Regions from separate parts of the Homo sapiens genome. Here region 1 is linked to region 2. Evidence: chromatin contacts called from ENCODE Hi-C or POLR2A ChIA-PET data. All regions are on one chromosome and are shown on one strand. The core of a region is the stretch at or near the end of the contact, and the rest is flanking DNA. Distances in the headings are between cores, read along the strand shown. Region 1 has its middle 62 kb from the start of LINC01991. Region 2 overlaps LOC107986166 (a long non-coding RNA gene).

Evidence for each region. Hi-C counts contacts between places; a loop is a spot of excess contacts on that map. ChIA-PET counts read pairs that join two places held with the same protein, here RNA polymerase II (POLR2A). Pooled maps may share reads with other maps.
Region 1: a loop to region 2 is called in a map of PC-9, with 3 times the contacts of the local background. The contact joins two enhancer-like sites. A Hi-C loop is called at or near these places in 3 of 168 maps with a recorded cell type or tissue (PC-9, ovary and sigmoid colon) and 1 of 50 pooled maps. POLR2A ChIA-PET finds 5 or more read pairs at or near these places in 2 of 52 experiments (B cell and activated CD4-positive, alpha-beta T cell).

What each region holds. Positions count from the first base shown.
Region 1 is chr3:187,911,958-187,917,366 of GRCh38, forward strand. No RefSeq gene overlaps it. Among named protein-coding and RNA genes, the nearest start is that of LINC01991, 62 kb to the right of the region's middle. Within about 2 kb of position 1,859, at least 10 of the 41 ENCODE cell types and tissues checked have a DNase peak (open chromatin) inside an H3K27ac peak, as active enhancers do; they include PC-9, where a contact is called at or near this core.
Region 2 is chr3:188,035,204-188,040,305 of GRCh38, forward strand. All of the region lies in intron 2 of LOC107986166 (a long non-coding RNA gene), which reads right to left. Among named protein-coding and RNA genes, the nearest start is that of LINC01991, 61 kb to the left of the region's middle. RefSeq lists an enhancer at 1,258-1,552. Within about 2 kb of position 2,093, at least 8 of the 41 ENCODE cell types and tissues checked have a DNase peak (open chromatin) inside an H3K27ac peak, as active enhancers do; they include PC-9, where a contact is called at or near this core.

The sequences.
Region 1 (5,409 bases), core at 609-3,108, 120 kb before region 2:
TCATCCTCCTAGGATTCCTCTTTTTATAATAACAATACTGATTATTAAGTGCTTCTATTTACCAAGCTCTGTATCATAATTTTAGCCTCACTGATGATAACCCTGATACAGCAACAATCAGAAAGCCCCACTTCATACAAGTTGAACTTGAAAAAAATAAAGGAAATTGATTTTAAAAAAACATGTTGGCAAGCTTTCTGTGACACTGGCATGCTCGTGTGTGGAACACAAACTGAACGCAAATGGAAACAATCCCTTTGGAGAGCTGTTTGGCAATACCTTTCAAGGTCATAAAACTCAGCTAATAATCTCAGTCCCAGGGATTTACTCTAAGTAAAACGCCTCTTAAAAAAAAAAAAAAAAAAAGAAAAAAAAAACCCTATATGGTCAAGGTGCTTTAAAATAGCAAAACCTGGAAATAATCCAAATTTCCAACAATTTAGGAATGGTTAAATAATTTATGATATATTAACTCCATGAAAAATTATGTAGCCATTAAAATGATAAATGAGAAGACTCTGTGGCAAAATGAAAGACATATAACAAATAATGGGCAAGCATGAGAGTGGAATGCAAAATTGTACACATGCTCTGATTATCACTGTAAAAACACTTATGGCTAGAAATTGAGAGGGACAATAGGGGTATATAAAAAAATTATTGTTTTGTGAGATTTTGTGCATAATCATTGTACACTTTATAAAATGAAAACACAGAAGAACTCTTGCCGTCGCTGGGGAAATTTGAGAATCACAGCATGTAAGTTAGAAAGCATTGTATGGGTCCTTGGCGAGCGCTCTCTTTGTACGGTTAAGGAAACCAAAGCCCTGAGGAAAGTAGCTTGTCTGTCCCACAGCTAGTTAGCAGCAGGGTTGAGGCTAGAACACAGAAGCACAGAGTAGAGGATCCTTGGAAGATTACATTGAACAGCCGGATAATGTGGGAAACACACAGGGTGAAGAGGGCAAGAGAGAAAACAGGATTGCCTGTCATAAAAATTCTCAGATGTGAGCAGCAAATTCAGTCAGTGAAGAACACACCCCATTCTCCGTCTATTGAAAACAGCTACTGTCCACTCACTGAGTGGGCTGTGGGTCTGAAAAGAGAGGATCTGGTTTTCTGCCTTTGAGGGTCATCTTCCCTCACCTTCTCTCTTTCCCCATTACCACCTCCTGAGGTCAAGTTCTTGGCAATTATTCTCCAAACTCTCTGTGGGGCCAGTGATGCCCCAGTTGCTGCGCTAGGACTGGAGACGCAATGTTGACTAAGACACACATAGCCCTTGCTCTAATGGTGCTTTCACTTTAGGATTGAGACAGACAATTAGCTTGCTAACAAATAAATAAAATGATTTAATAAGGCAATGTGTACTACCTTAACAAACAAAACAGGGATTTGTGATGGGGACAGACAGTATGGGGCATGGAGGCTTATAAGCAAGTGGGTAACATGGTCTGACATATGTTTGAAAGCTTACTCTGGCTGACTTTATTTCTAGGATAATTGCAACAGTCTCTGTCTCTTCTTACTATGGCCAAGGAGGTCTTAACAAAATGTAAATTTGACGTGACACTGCTCCATCTGAAAACTTTTTAAGATTCCTTGTCAGCCCCAAGCTAAAGCTCAGACATTCAGCACAGCTATGGAAATTTTCATGCTAGGCTTCTATACCACCTTCACCCCCGCCACAGTGCAGGTCTTGCACTCTGCACCACAGCCCTCTTCAGGAGTCCCAGCCAGCTGCACACTCCCCTCAGGCTGAGCCTTTGAGATGCTGTTCAGAATCTGACCCTTTCCTCCTTCCTTGTTTATAGAACTCTTTCTCTCCCTTTAAGGTTTTGTTTGAATGTTACCTCTCCCCTCACTCTTCCAGGCACAGCAGATTAGTCACCGCTTTCTCTGTGCTCATAACATGCTTTGTTTACACTTGTATCAGGATATACCACATTGAATCATAATTATGTGTTTGTGTATGCATGTAGGTATAATAAACTCTTAGAGAGCAGAAGCCATATCTTATTTATGTTTTTATGTCTAGAACTAAGTGCAAGCTGGGCACCTAGCTTTAGTGAATATTTAATGAATGAGTTGGTAATAGATCATTGGATAAAAGGATGGATAGGTGGATGAATGAATTACTAAGCAAATAAATACAATCTATCCTCATTTTAAAAGCAAGGCAAATATGATCTGTTTCCTTATCTGTGAAAAGAATCACATAAGGTGATTTTTAAGGTTACTTCCAGCTCCAGGGTCTGATAGTCAATAAATCACAACTGGTTATTGCCGTTGGAATCAGAAAGCTTTCTTGGCTTGGCTGCTTGAGATATCTCAAAACGCTCCCAGGTTCATATTAAGGACTGAAAAGTCTGTGGATCCTTAACTTGCAAGCCTGCTGCACTGGGATAAATAAAACCTGGGCCTGGGCTGGGTGTTCTCCTGTCCCAATTGGCAACACTCACCATACCCAACATATCTGGTGAGGGAAGAAGGCTCGAGCAAAACAGGTTTTGAGCCAGCTCAGCAACAGCACAGCTATACATTCCTGTAAATTTCCAGGCCCATGTGAAGGCCGGGACAGGCGTGAATATTCCGCTATGTCACTCAGCTCCCGTGGTTATTTTTGTTCACCCCATCATCTTGTGGATGTGGCTTCAGGACAGACCTGTATAGATTTAGGTCAGAGGTCAGGAGAGAAATAATTCCTAATTCAGCTTTCAGTGGAGGAGAAAAGAGTGAGGACACACCATTCCCTCTTATGAGAATAAAGGTGAGACTGACCTGAGATTCCATTCATGCAAGAAGGCCTGTCTTACACCACTACAGGCCTAGTCCTCTGTTAGGAGAATATGGAGAGAGATAAAGTGGTTCCTGTCTTCAAGGAGTTTATACTCTAGTAAGAGAGATTGCTAATGTGCCTAAGGTAAGTTATTTGGGGCACAGAGAGGACAGTCCATGTGGATGAAGGTTGGAAGGTTGAAGGAAGAGGGAAGGAATACTTTATAAAGGAGGAAGTGTCTTCAACAGAGAGAAATGGAGATTGACTATGACAGTCAGAAAAAAATGCTTGAACGAGGGTAAGGAGAAGTCAAAGTACAGAGCAGTGGGGGAAGGTAAGCAGAGACTTGGGCACAGCAGAGGATGGGTAAGAGAAGGAAGGGAGGTATTTCACAATGTTGAAAGATGAAGGACAGGAGGGGTCAGCCGGGTCTTAGAGACCAGCCTCATCATTATTAAAATAAAATATTATCTAGTGCCAGTTATTGCCAAACAGGAAACCCTGTTCCTTCCTCTGAGTGCCAATCTCCAGGGTTTAGAATGCACCTGGAAAGCAATGGGGGTCTCTGGAGGCTCTTGAGAGCAGGGTGGGGTAGAAAGTGTTGAGACTTGTTCCCTGCCTGCTTCCCTTTCTTACCTGGATGCCAAGTGGTGGAATTGGCTTGGCAGGGACTTGAGCCTCATGGAGGGTTGGACACGTGACCTCTCTGATACTCTCCTAAGAGTGTCTGTGATCAACTCTGTGCTTATAGTCAACACAAGGCATTTGCAGAAAATAGAAAAACGTGAGTATGCATGTGCATGGACATACACACCCAGATGTCTCTGAAAATAAGTCTCCTGGAGTTAATAAAGATGTGATATAGAAGGCCAGATATCAAAAAGCACCCTTCTGGCAGCAGTTATAGGAGTTGGTCCCTCACAGAGATTTCATGCGATAGTCCCCTCTGCACTCTGGAAGGTAATGGAAATCCCAGCCCTCTCTTTTCTCATGTACAAACGGCAGATTTCCAGGCCCATGATCAAAGGCAGAAGGAGAGCTCAGAGAATGGCAAGAGGAAAAGAGAACAATCAGAATCTGAAACTAAGGCAGAGAAAACATTTATTAACCAACAAAGAAGCTCATTTTCGAGAAACTGAGTCCTTTCAAAAATGCAATCAGCATTAAAATCACTAATTTCCTTCTTCCTCTTCCTTCAGAGGGAGGAGTTTACAGTAAATTAATTTGGAAGTTAAGTGAGTACAAGTTTATCTTTAAAAGTATGTAAGAGACAGAACTAGGGATGAATCAAGCTTCAAAACATAAGCAAAGTAAAGGACGAAGCTAGGAATTTAAACCTGTCTTGGTGACTTTTTAAAAAGTTACTCTTGCAGATGTGGGGAGTTGTGTGACTCTTTGCTATTTTTAAAAAGTTTTCATTTTGACTGAATCATGGGGACTTCATTAATCCTTTACCCTGTGAAGTGTTTTGGAGTCATAGCCAGGGCTTTTGTACAGAAGGGGACTTTGATGACCTTCAAACCGTATTGATAGGGTAAGTTCCTAGAGTCCCCGAGCAAACAGGCCATTTCTCCTCCAGCTCTCTGTTTCCTGCTGTGCAGAAACTCTGCATAAAGGTAAGAGTTGGTCTGCTAAAAAGATCCCTGGTCTTAGCCCCAGAATATTTGGGTTCTAGTATCAACTCTAACCCCTCACAGACATGAGGCTATAGTGACATTCCCTCTCTGGGCCTTAATTATCTTTTACAGAAAATGATGAAATTAGGCATATTTTCTTCGTGGTTCCTGTCAGAACTAATGCTCTATGAATTGAATTTGTTCAGACACCAAATTGGCTAGTTAAGAATTCGATTCTTTTCTTCTTTCCCCTGATGTTCTTGAGGAAAAAAATAATAACAAAATAATGACTTACTCTATACCAGGCACTATGATAATATGTTTATGCTTATTATTTCACTTGCCAACAAACTGGTATGAAGGAAGAAATGATTCAACTCAACTGCAGCAGCAGTTCCAGCGATCTGGTTGGGAGTTAATACTGATGCAGCCCAATTGTCCCCACCTCCTGCATTTCTACCTCAAATCCTTGAAAATGACAAGTCGCGATCTTAACAATGGTATTAGGTGCTAATAGATCCTGAAGTACCTTATGGATCATAAAAAAAAAAGCTTAAATCATACCCACTATCATTTTAGTGATTAGCAAAGTGTGTTGTAATTTACTTATTTTGAAACCAAGAATCAGTAAATGATATGGAGGGTAACCCAATGAACCAGAATTTTCCATTGCTCAGAATGCCCCATTTCCTAGCCATTTTGGATAAACAGGAATTTACTATGGCATTAGAATAATAATAGCCTACAAGGACTAGATTCTGGTAGCTGTAGCCTTGCCAACAGTCCAGCAATGTGTCCACTGCAGAGATCACTGTCCACTCCAGCCGGGTATCACCAGGGCCCAATCAGACTCCTTTTCAGAAATCATGGGCGGTGTTTCCATGGAGCTCTGCCCGAAAAGAGGTGATCTAAATCTTGCATGAGAGATGTACATCAACAGGGAGCTTTGCCTAGAACACTGTGACCTAAAAAATCATATTAAGGAACTCAGAATGCAGAGTCAGTTTCACAGAC
Region 2 (5,102 bases), core at 843-3,342:
CTTTACAAATTACCCAGTCTCTGGTAGTCTATTACAGCGGCACAAAATGACTAAGAAAACATCATTAGTCATTGGGAAAATGAAAATCAATAACCCAATAGGATACCATTTCACAACACTAGCATATGTGTGATCAAAAAGGTAATAATAGATGTTGGTAAGGATGATGAAAAATTAGAGCCCCTATGCATTGTTGGTGGGAATGTAAAATGGTGTAGACATTTTGGAAAAGTTTGATCACTCCTAAAAATGTTAAATATATGGTTAACATATGACCTGGCAGTTCCATTCCTAGATATATGCCAAAGAGAAGAGAAAACATGCCCACACAAAAACTTGTATATGAATCATTATTCATAATAGCCAAAACATGGAAAGAATTCAAATATTAATGAACTGATAAATAAACAAAATGTGGTGAAATATTATTTATACATCAAAAGTAATGATATACTGATGTGTGATACAACATGGATAAACCTTGAAACTATTTTGTTAAGTGAAAGAAGCCACTTAGGAAAGATGGCTTATTGTATGAGTTCGCTGATATGAAATGTTCAGAATAGGAAAAACTATAGAGACAGAAAGTAGCTAAGTGTTTACCCAAAGCTGGGGGCTGGGGGTGGGAAGGGAGTGGAAATGGAGAGAGATTTGCCAGTGGGTGCTGAGTTTCTTTCTCCGATGCTGAAAATATTCTAGAATTGGGTAGTGATTATTAAATCAAAAGTTCATTAATGTACTACAAATATTATTTTACACTTTAAAGGGGTGACTTTTATGGTACATTAATTACATTTTAATGGAGCCACTCTGGAAAAGAGAGAGCAAGGAACTAACTGATGGAATGAAGACCTAGAGGACATAAGAATGGCTAACCCTCCATGCCAGTATAAGACGTGGCTTTAAATAGTTCTAAGACTGAAAGAAGGGAGAACGGATGAGCACGAAGGTACCTTTGCAGGTGACAGAGTAAAGGTGAGGGAGGCCCCAATTAAGGGAATTTACTCCAGTGCCTCAATTTTCTAGAAATTAAAAGTAATATTAACTGCTGGAACTAAAGGGTTGGGAGTTGGGTAGAGAACTTGAGGAAAAAATACGCTAATTAATATAATCAAATGTAGCCCCTGAAGAAAATGAAGAGGAAGCAGCCTAAGAATAAATAAAAGAAGGAAGTTGGCATTTGCTAAGACTCTCTTTGCATGGCATCTGGCCCTCAGGCACAGTTTGTTCTCTTTTTTATTCAGCACCTCAGTAATCTCCACAAGAGCCCTAAGAAGACAGTACTGCCAGGAAACTGTTCAAACAGACATATCTGTAGGGGACCTCCGGGCTGCACATGACCCATTTTTCAACATCACTGGCCAAAGTGCAACAAGGTCACGTACTGCAAATATTTGTGATTAGAAAGATTCTTTCCTCTAAAAGTTGCCATGAGATAGTTCTGTGAAATATAAATATTGGCTCAGGGTGATTGACAGCAACTGAAAATTCAAACAAAGGCAATACAGCCCAGGGATCCTCTGTGGTCCCAGCAGTAGGGGAATCATGCACCATCAAGACAACATCACAGACCTCCCTACCTAGGGCTCAGAGGGTTGGGCAGGGTAAATTCTGCTCAGTGCCCCTGTTAGCTCACTACTGGAAAAGCAGAAAGCTTGGCTTCAGCCACCTCTACAGCCCAGAGGACTCCTCCCCTGCACCAGCCGGTAAGACAACTAATGTAATGTTGAGGAACACTCAGAACTGTTTCTAAGCCTGTTTAAGGACACACTGATGTCTCCAGGCAAATTAGCCTATTATCAAGCATAGCAAGTTGAATAATGGCCACCCAAATATATCAAGTTCTAATCCCTGGAATTTGTCAATATTACCTTTTTGGAATGAAAGGGTCACTGCTGATGTAATTAAATTAATTATTTTGAGATGTGCTTTCTGTGGGTTAAATGTGAGGATCCTCAATGCCATTCCAAGTGTTCTTATCAGATAAAGGCAAAGCAAGATAATGAGAGCACACATAGGAGGAAAGCGAAGGGAAGACTGTTGGCAAGTCAGATTGCTGACAACCCCCACAAGCAGGAAGAGGCAGAGAATAAATTTTCCTCTGGAGCCTCCAGAGGGAGCATGGTCCTGCCGACACCTTGATTTAGGACCTGTAGCCTCCAGAACTTTGAGAGAATAGTCTCTTCCTTTTAAACCACCCTAGGAAACTCATACGCATGGCAACAGTATTTTCTTTACTCTCATGAGCCTAAAAATGCACATTTGATGTTGAACCTGCGGAAAGTGAAAGTTTGGGATAGAAAGACAGGAAGTGGAGCCCATGGGACTATCATCTCAATTCATCCACCTCCTGCGGGAGATTTTTCTATGTCCTTTCTAGTGATTCCTGCACACCCTCACACCCACCCCACCCCACCCCTAAATACTGCCTTTACAGGAGCAGATATAGTTCCTTGGTTGTATAACTCTTGATGGAAACTTAAATTCAAGTGTAAGGAAAACAGCAAATTTGGAGCCAGAACGCAGACTGAGCCCTGATCTACCACCTCCTGTGCAGCTTTGGCCTCAGGCAGTTTATTTTACCCCTAGTCTACTCAACTGAAAAATACCAGCAATAATTCTAACCCCCCAGAGGATGACTTTTTGTGAAAACCAATCAAATAAGTTAATGCCCATGCCTTCACCTGGATTATCTGGGGAAAATTTGAAGCAAAGCTGACATGCTGCTGCTTTCTGAGACAGCATAATTCCAGGCAGCAAGAATAAGGGTGAAGGGAGGGAGGCAGAAAGGAGGGGGGAAAAATGCAAGAAGGTGAGGACCACACTGGCCACAGCACCACCAGGGAATGTGGCCAATGACTCATTCTTGTGAGATATTGTCCTTGAGGGAACCACTGCAATACAGAATATTGCTGGAGCAGGGAGGAGCTGGAAGAAAGGTGAGGGTGTGATAGTCACCTCCCTTCTGCCTCCCTTCTCACATGGGGCAAACTTCATCTCATGGAGAGTTAACTCTCCTGGATCTCCGTGGTATCACCCTACTCCTCTGAGCAGCCCTGGGGAAGCAAGATGTGAGTCATCATCTGGTGGAAGGAGGAAAGCAACATGGTCCCATCTGGTTGGTTCTAGCACTGGAGCTGTGATAGCACGGCTCCCATCCAGCAGGTGTGGCAGAGGCCATGCCACAGCCCAGCCCTTTCCTGAGTGGGGTGGGGATGACTGAGGAAGCTGGCAGTAGTAGGAGATGCCAGAAAGGTATCAGCCTCCGAGACATTCCCCTAAGTGAGCCGCAGGCGTGGAGGCAGTGGGGACGCAGAAATGGACTGGCACATAAATGGGGTCCAAAGCTTTGTGTGAAACAGATTGGGAAATGTCAACTGTTTTACATATATTACTTCACTTGGCTATTTTTGTTATCTTCCTGTAGTTTTAACTTTTATTATCTCAAGTAATTTTAAGGGAATAACCCACCATTCTTTCAGGTGCACCAACACTTATTTGGATATGGTTTGTCTCATCTTCACGTACAAGAAACAAACTTAGTAAAAAACTGGTGAGAACTTGGTTCTCACTTAAACAATATGGCAACTGATTGTGGAGGACACAGTCAACTAGGGACAACACAAGTTGCCCTAGGGTTCCCTGGGAAACAGACTCTGAGATGAAGCTTCGTGAGCAGGGAGTTTATTGGGAATGCAAAGGAGTGAGGGAAGCAGGATTGGGTGGCAGGAGAGGTTGAATGCACTGTGGTTGGTCAGGAGCTGGTGTGGCTTTTCAGAATTGTCTGGGATTGAAGCCACGGGGTCAGGTCTCTGCATCCCTACATCAACTAGTCATTGGATGGGATCTGTGCCTAGGATGGAGGTTTCACCTTGGGTAAGGCAGCTCCCTTCAGGCTACGGCAATTCCTAGGAAGAGATTCAGCTGTGATCCCAGCAGTACTGAGTAGCAGAAATGAGTCCCTCAGTTCCAAAGGGCATTCAGGGGGGCCGCATCACAGCATTCATGACAACTGTGTTTCTGCAGAAAGAGGGAGTGGGTTCTATTGGCTGTTGCCCTCATCTTACATGTCTTTTGTGGACTGATCATTCTGCAAGGAAAAGCATGTTCACCTTCTTCATAGTTCCATAAGTAAAGTGACTTTTAATCCCCTTTCTATTTCCCATGCCAACATATGGATTGGACACTTCTGGGTTTTTTCAGCATCCTTTGGTTTATCCCACCTCTCACGAAGGAGGAGCAGGAGCCAATCTAATCAGTGGAGGCTGACAGCCTCGGGACACATGTTTGCTCCCTGGGCCACTGAGGCTGCTTGTGGCCCCACGCATGGATGACTGGATCCTTGGCCCCTCCTCTCCCAGCCTCCTGCAACCTTTGCACAAGTGAACCCAGGGTCTGTCTTCCAGAGGCAAGTCTGGCTTACCAATCTATCTTGTCCAGCTTTTCTCTTTCTGGCTGGCAAGTAAGTCAGATGGCCTGCATACTGCAGGCCCAAATGCCTGCAGTTCATGGGTGAAATGGGAGGCCTCGTATGACCTCATCTCCAAGGTGCTTTCTACAAACGTTTACCAAATGCATATCAAGGATAACCAAGCTGCTAAAAAAAATTTATTTCACATCATAGTACACAAGCATCATTTATAGTTTGGCTTTGAGAACTTTTCTGGTATTACATTTATGGAAAATGTATAAAAGAAATAAGTTTTGGTTATATTTTTATATTTAGAAAGTAAAAATTTGCTTAAATTGATCACTGTTCTTTTTTTATTTGATTGTCATTTCAATAAAAAATATTTGAAAGAAAAAACTTTATTTTAATTCTCATTTGATTAGTGAACTAGGTGTCTATGTTCATTTTTCTCATTTTTATTCACTTAGCAAATATTTATGGAGTAAGTATTATGTGCCAGGCCCTGTGCTAAGTGCCGGGAAAGTGGAGGTAAACAAGATAGGTAAGATCCCTGCTTTTAAGGAATTTATATTTTACTAGGGTTACAGAGACAATAAATAAATCAACAAATAAGCACACCATGCCAGATCTTGAAAAGTGCTTAAAGGGACTGAAACAAAGAGTGATTGTGCAGGGTGGAATGAAGTGAGGT